Regions from separate parts of the Homo sapiens genome. Here region 1 is linked to region 2. Evidence: chromatin contacts called from ENCODE Hi-C or POLR2A ChIA-PET data. All regions are on one chromosome and are shown on one strand. Each heading gives the region's core, a stretch centred on a gene start or an enhancer-like site at or near the end of the contact. The rest is flanking DNA. Distances are from core to core; before and after follow the strand shown. Region 1 overlaps RPTOR (regulatory associated protein of MTOR complex 1). Region 2 overlaps RPTOR (regulatory associated protein of MTOR complex 1).

The links. A loop is a pair of places that touch in the nucleus more often than their neighbours do. ChIA-PET counts read pairs that join two places held with the same protein, here RNA polymerase II (POLR2A). Pooled maps may share reads with other maps.
Region 1: a pooled map shows a loop between it and region 2 (3-fold over the local background). The contact joins two enhancer-like sites. A Hi-C loop is called at or near these places in 5 of 168 maps with a recorded cell type or tissue (CD8-positive, alpha-beta T cell, OCI-LY7, astrocyte of the cerebellum and 1 more), 4 of 37 single-sample maps with no recorded cell type and 17 of 50 pooled maps. POLR2A ChIA-PET finds 5 or more read pairs at or near these places in 6 of 52 experiments (CD4-positive, alpha-beta T cell, HEK293, OCI-LY7 and 3 more).

The regions. Positions count from the first base shown.
Region 1 is chr17:80,719,607-80,722,609 of GRCh38, reverse strand. The region is part of intron 4 of RPTOR (regulatory associated protein of MTOR complex 1); the gene reads right to left. Among named protein-coding and RNA genes, the nearest start is that of RPTOR, 180 kb to the right of the region's middle. RefSeq lists an enhancer at 603-1,802. Within about 2 kb of position 1,334, at least 6 of the 41 ENCODE cell types and tissues checked have a DNase peak (open chromatin) inside an H3K27ac peak, as active enhancers do; they include CD4-positive, alpha-beta T cell and CD8-positive, alpha-beta T cell, where a contact is called at or near this core.
Region 2 is chr17:80,662,684-80,665,623 of GRCh38, reverse strand. All of the region lies in intron 3 of RPTOR (regulatory associated protein of MTOR complex 1), which reads right to left. Among named protein-coding and RNA genes, the nearest start is that of RPTOR, 120 kb to the right of the region's middle. Within about 2 kb of position 1,608, at least 8 of the 41 ENCODE cell types and tissues checked have a DNase peak (open chromatin) inside an H3K27ac peak, as active enhancers do; they include CD4-positive, alpha-beta T cell and CD8-positive, alpha-beta T cell, where a contact is called at or near this core.

The DNA.
Region 1 (3,003 bases), core at 85-2,584, 57 kb before region 2:
ACACATAGTCACCTCTTCACATGCTGCATCCCATGGTCTCTTCCATTCCTGCCCCACCTGACATCTATGCGCCGTCTCCCCTCAAACACACACTCTCTCCCCAGGTCTCCGGCTGCCTCAGCTCATTCTTCCAAAGTTTCCCAGCTTGGGACCCCTCCCTTCCACCCTCCCCTTAAAAACTTATCGTCAGGGGCCTATTCCATTCTTCTTATTCCACATCTTCTCCCAGGCAATCAAATATAACTCCCTGGTTTTAAATACTGCCTAAACATTGAAGTCCCAAAAATGTTCAGCTGCAACTACCACCTCTACAGAGAGTTGGTTATTTTCATTTGATTGCCTGTGACACCTCAAATTCAAAAATTTGAGAAGGGAAAAATAAAACTTATCATTTCCTCTTCCAAACTCAATGATGATGATGATGATGACGGCACTTTGCAACATGCCAAGAACGTGCCACACAAAGGCTTGGAGGGAAGGAAAGGAAGAACTTTTATTGTTTATTTTATGCTTATCTGCACCATTTGAAAAAAAATGAATTTTATAATAAAATATTTTAAAATTAACTAAAAGAAAATCGTGTTAAAAGCCTCATCTTACATATGAGATAACAAAGAATGCACTTCCAATCCCTTGTATTTGTGAAGTCAAAGGAAGTTCCCATCAGCAGCACAATCCACAAGGAATAGGAAGCAGCTGACCTTTGCCCTTAGCTTCATAAAAACCTGAAATATATATATATATACCAAATTGGATAATAATGAAGACTTGTTCTTTTTCAGCTGGCAATAACTTTCTAGCAGAAATGTCCTTCTGGCTATCTTAAGCCTATTAATAAATAACAGGAAAGCTGGCTGTGTTCCTCAACATTCATTTTTTCAGTGGATTAACCAAAATATTTCATCCTTCTCCCCCAAAGTGCATTTCATGTGTATGACTACCAAAATAAGCCCGAGTACCCTGAGGAAGCTTCCAGCATGTTCCAGCATGATGGGCTGGAGACACCCAGCTGCCCAGCCCCACCGACTGAGGTAAGAGCCCAAAGGATGCTCCTGCAAACTGCAGCGCCCTGACGGCCCCGGGTGAGCCAGGAGAGCCCGCTGCTGGGTGTGCCTCTTTCCAGGGCCAGATGCACACGCAGCAGGAAGAGCCAGCATGGCTTCTGCTGCTCCTGCACCAGGTGCGTGCAGGCCCTGCCGAGGAAGTGAGTGATTCTCACACCTCCTTGCTTACCCCTGAGGTTACTCAACTTGCCATCCTTTTTCCCGCTTGCACTTCCGCCGCGTCCAGGAGCCTCAATGACTCACAGTCGTGAGAACAGTTTCCACAGTGCTGCCTGTGCTGCTACGACATCTTTCATCCTACTGACCCCAGGATGACAGAGCACTGGAACCACATCACCTGCTCCCCACGGTGTCACCGGGTCAGAGGGGACTACTTCCTGTCACCAGAGCCCCCTCGCACTCCCAGGCCTCCCCTTGTCTAGCTGGTTCTCACTCCTGCTTGGAGACCCGGCAGACGTAGCCCCTCCTCACCTCCTAGGTGCCTCCCACGAGGCCTTGGTGTTTACCCGGGACTGTTTCTGCCCTAGACGGCTAAAATTAGAGATGGAAAACAAGGGGTCGGGGAAGTGTCTCTCCCGACACGTAAGAAGCAGAGTGACCCCAAACCATAAGATGAATATCCTGCTTGCCTCTCACACCACACTGTCCATACCAGGGGTTCTCAAAGGCAGACAACCCAGACAGCAGCAGAAGCGGCCGCAGCAGCAATTTTGTGGGACACCCAAGAAAGCCAAATCGTCAGGCCCCACCCACGGCCACAGAAGCAGAGGCTCAGGGAGGGCCTGGCAGTCTGTGGCTCCGTGAGCCTGCAGGTGATGCTGGGCGCACTCAAGCATGGGCACCGCAGCGCTATGACCGTGGTTTTAAATGCAGGGCACCCGCGAAGTCAGTGCAGCTGCACTCTCAGGTTTTGTATCTCTTGGCATCAAGGAAATCATTTGTTTGTTAAAGTTTAAGCTCTCATAAAGAAATACTCCAAACATTTCCAGCACTTCTCCCAAAGAAATGGAGTTTTTGTTAATGGCCTTCTACTACTGTAAGCAAACACAAAATGCTAGAATTTCTCAGAAAAGAAAGGTCAAGTTTACCATAAAACTTTTTCTTGGACACCGCTAGATTCTCAAGACGAATAAAGTAACAATTTTAACAAATGATAATTGTGGTCTGACATAAATATCACTTTTTAAAAATCACGTATTTTTCTGATAATAGTGTATTTCAAAAGCTTTATGATCCATCTTTTTTTTTTTGAGACAGTTTCTCTCTTGTTGTCCAGGCTGGAGTGCAATGGCACGGTCTCGGCTCACTGCAACCTCCAAGTCCCAGTTCAAGCGATTCTCCTGTCTCAGCCTCCTGAGTAGCTGGGATTACAGGTGCCCGCCACTATGCATGGCTAATTTTTTTTTGGTATTTTTAATAGAGACAGGGTTTCACCATGCTGGTCTCAAACTCCTGACCTCAGGTGATCCGCCCGCCTCGGCCTCCCAAAGTGTTGGGATTACAGGCGTGAGCCACCGTGCCCGGCCCATGATCCATCTTTCAACAGAAGCAACAATTAACTGTATACCAACACAAGAGGCATCTATTTGATAATGACAATCCCAATTAAAAAAACAAAAAACCAATAAATCCTATTAAATAATATTTATTTAGAATTGCTCATGGAATAATTATTTAACTGTAATAAAAGAAGGGCAGAGGAAGTACCAAAAACACCACCACCAATGACAATAAGCTTGCAGCCTTACGGATTTTACGGGACTGGGGTTTACTGGTGATGTATACTCCCGAGTTGTCTGTTCACAAGTACCGCTTCCCCCCACTCCTGACCTTTCGGGGCCACGACCCCCTGCTTCTGGATGATATGTATTCAAGAACCCCCTTCAGGAGGAGGAGGAATCTGCTGACCCCTGTCCTTTGCCCTCCTCTGAGAATGGTG
Region 2 (2,940 bases), core at 359-2,858:
GCAGTGAGCCGAGATCACGCCACTGCACTCCAGCCTGGGTGACAGAACGAGACTCTGTCAGGAAAGGAAAGGGGAAAGGAAAAGGAAAGGAAAGGACATGGAAAGGAAAGGAAAGGACATGGAAAGGAAAGGAAAGGAAAGGAAAGGAAAGGAAAGGAAAGGAAAGGAAAGGAAAGGAAAGGAAAGGAAAGGAAAGGAAAGGAAAGGAAAGGAAAGGAAAGGAAAGGAAAGGAAAGGAAAGGAAAGGAAAGGAAAGGAAAGGAAAGGAAAGGAAAGGAAAGGAAAGGAAAGGGAAAAGAAAAGAAAAAAATTTTCTCAAGAAGAAAACAAGCAGTGTGGTTAGGATGCACGCCGGTAATGAGGGGCTCCCATGCCTCCCTCCCTCCTCGCCAGGAAACTCAGGTCTTTGATGTGTAACAACCGGCAAACCACCTAATTAGGATAATGGAGAGGAAGCCCAGTAAAAACCAGAGACAGCAGGTGGGAGGAGCCACCGCACCCTCGGTTGACAACAGCAAAAACAGGTAAAGTCCTTGCCCAAAGATCTCAGTGATATCCTTTCAAATATTTTAATTGACAGATTAAAAAGAGGGAAGAAAGGAGGGAGAAAGGGGTGGGGAGAATACAGAGGACAGAAGCAGGAGAAAAAGGTCTCTGCAGCTCAGGGAGAAAAAAGCCAAAACATTTTTGTTCCTTTTGAGGAGTAATGCAGATTAAAACTATAACAACATAAATTATGTTTATATAAACATAAAATTTAGAAAAGTATATTTCACTTTGTAAGAAAAAATCCAACTCCTTCTGAAGCAAATAAACACTATAAATTTATCTCAGGCACTTTAGAGTTAACAACTCACATTGTAATAAACGGCCCATCTCCTAATCAAGCAAACTCCCAACAGCCATGATTCCTTTGGAGACTCAGACTCCCTTCGTCTTCACATCCCTTCATTAACCAACACTTCCCAAGCCTGCCAAGGTCAAGGATTCTGAGTGCTACTAAGTGCTTCTTAGGAGACCAGCAGGGACGGAGGAGGAGGTGGAAAGAGAGGCAGGAGGAGAAAAGGGGGAAGAGTGGGGTGAGGAAGAGAAGAAGGAAAGGAGGGAAGAGCAAGCACTGAAAGGGGAAGGAGGAGAAGGAGAAGGGGGCAGGCGCAGGGAGCGAGGCTGCAGGATGGTAGGCCATCGAGGAGGAGAGGGTGAAGCAGCAGCAACTTCAGTGGGAGGGGGAACACCCTAGCACATGAAGCAGAGAATCAATACTGAGTGTAAGAATTATTTTCTCAGGATTGCTTCTGTTACTTAGGGAAAAAAATAAACACAGCTAAATGCATTTGTGCTGGGCATTAAAGAAGAAATCGTATTTTTAATCATTAAGAAAGAATAGGAAGCCTCACAGCACATTTCAGGAGTCTGGAAGCCCAGCCCCCATGAGAAGGCAGACCTTCCAGGCAACAGGGCGCTCCACAGCCAAGATGGTTTGCACGTAAGAGCCCTCTGCGCTAAGTCATAAACACTCCACCACCCAAGTCCCTCCCAGACGCAGCCCTGGAGGAGGCCTGCATTTTGCTCCAACAGAAGTGAGTGACTCCTCCAAGGTTTCTGTCTCAGCCACCACAGGGTCAAGAGCAAATGCCCACGCGGCTGTCACGGGGAAGATGCAGAGCAGTGGGAGCCTGAGGACCCAGATCCTTGTGAGATGAGCCTCAGAACAAACACCCAGCGGAGGATGCTTCCGTGCCAAAGCAGGGCAGGCCAGCCCATCTTGTGCACACACCTGCTTGCACACACGCACACGCACAGAACCAGTCTCAAGCAGAGGAAGGCACAAGGCCCAATCAGGACAGGGTGAGCTCAGGAAGACAGAGGGGACTGTGACTGGGGAGGGGCTCAGAGGGGGTTTCAAAGGCTATGTCACCTTCCATTTCTTAAGCCCAGTAATGTGTAAAAGCAATTCATTCTATTATTTTCCACACGGTAAATAGATCCACGTGCACACTCCATAATAAGCACAAACATAAGCACAGGCTGCCTTCACTCCCTGCCATTCAGGAATGTGGACTGTTTGAGGGGAAATAATGTCAATATCTCACCTAATAATTCATTCAAAGACAACCAAATACCTCCCAGCTCACTGATGCCTACGCTTCCATGTCTCCAGAGTGCTGGAGGAAACTGTAAATAAAGATTCCTCTGCAGATTGCCTGGCTTTGCAAAGAAAGAGATGATTTTTGTCATTTTTGTCAATTTAGAGTGGCTTGCAAAATGTAACTGGAAACATACAACCACCCAATGACCTGCAATCCCATACACTCAAGAGAAATAAAAATATATGGTCCACACAAGACTTGCACCCCAACACTCATGGCAGCTTTATCCCTAAAAGCCAGTCACTGGAAACAGGTGCAGCGTGAACCTGTGGGAGAGGGAGGGTGGATGCACCCTGCGTGGATGTGCAGGCTCCGGGACACCCAGCAATGAGCTGCCGCCCGGACGAGTCTCAGAAGCCTCACCCTGAGTGAACGAGGCCAAACGCAAGAGCAAAAGAATACATCACATGTGGTCACTGTAGAAAAAGGTAAAAAATAAGTGAGGCCACCTGGGCAAGATTATGACAGGGAGAAAAGGCTGGCAAGGCTGATTCCACCTCCCTCCTAACCTCACAGGCGGCTGCCCTCACCCATTCCCGGATGCAGGCACAGCTAACCATGGGAGGAATTTAGTTTGCAGTTGAACTTTAAAGCAAGGATGATAACAGTCCCTCCCTAAAACTGGTCCCCTCCTGGTTCAGGGACTGAAACCACCTTTGTAAGACTATGAAAGGCCATGAGATTAGGATTATGTGAGGGGCCTGAATTCTGCTAAGATGTAGATGTCACTAATGATACCCAGCCATCATCCCTAGCTTGCCTTTCTATAATTCCTTGCTGCTCGGGAGTC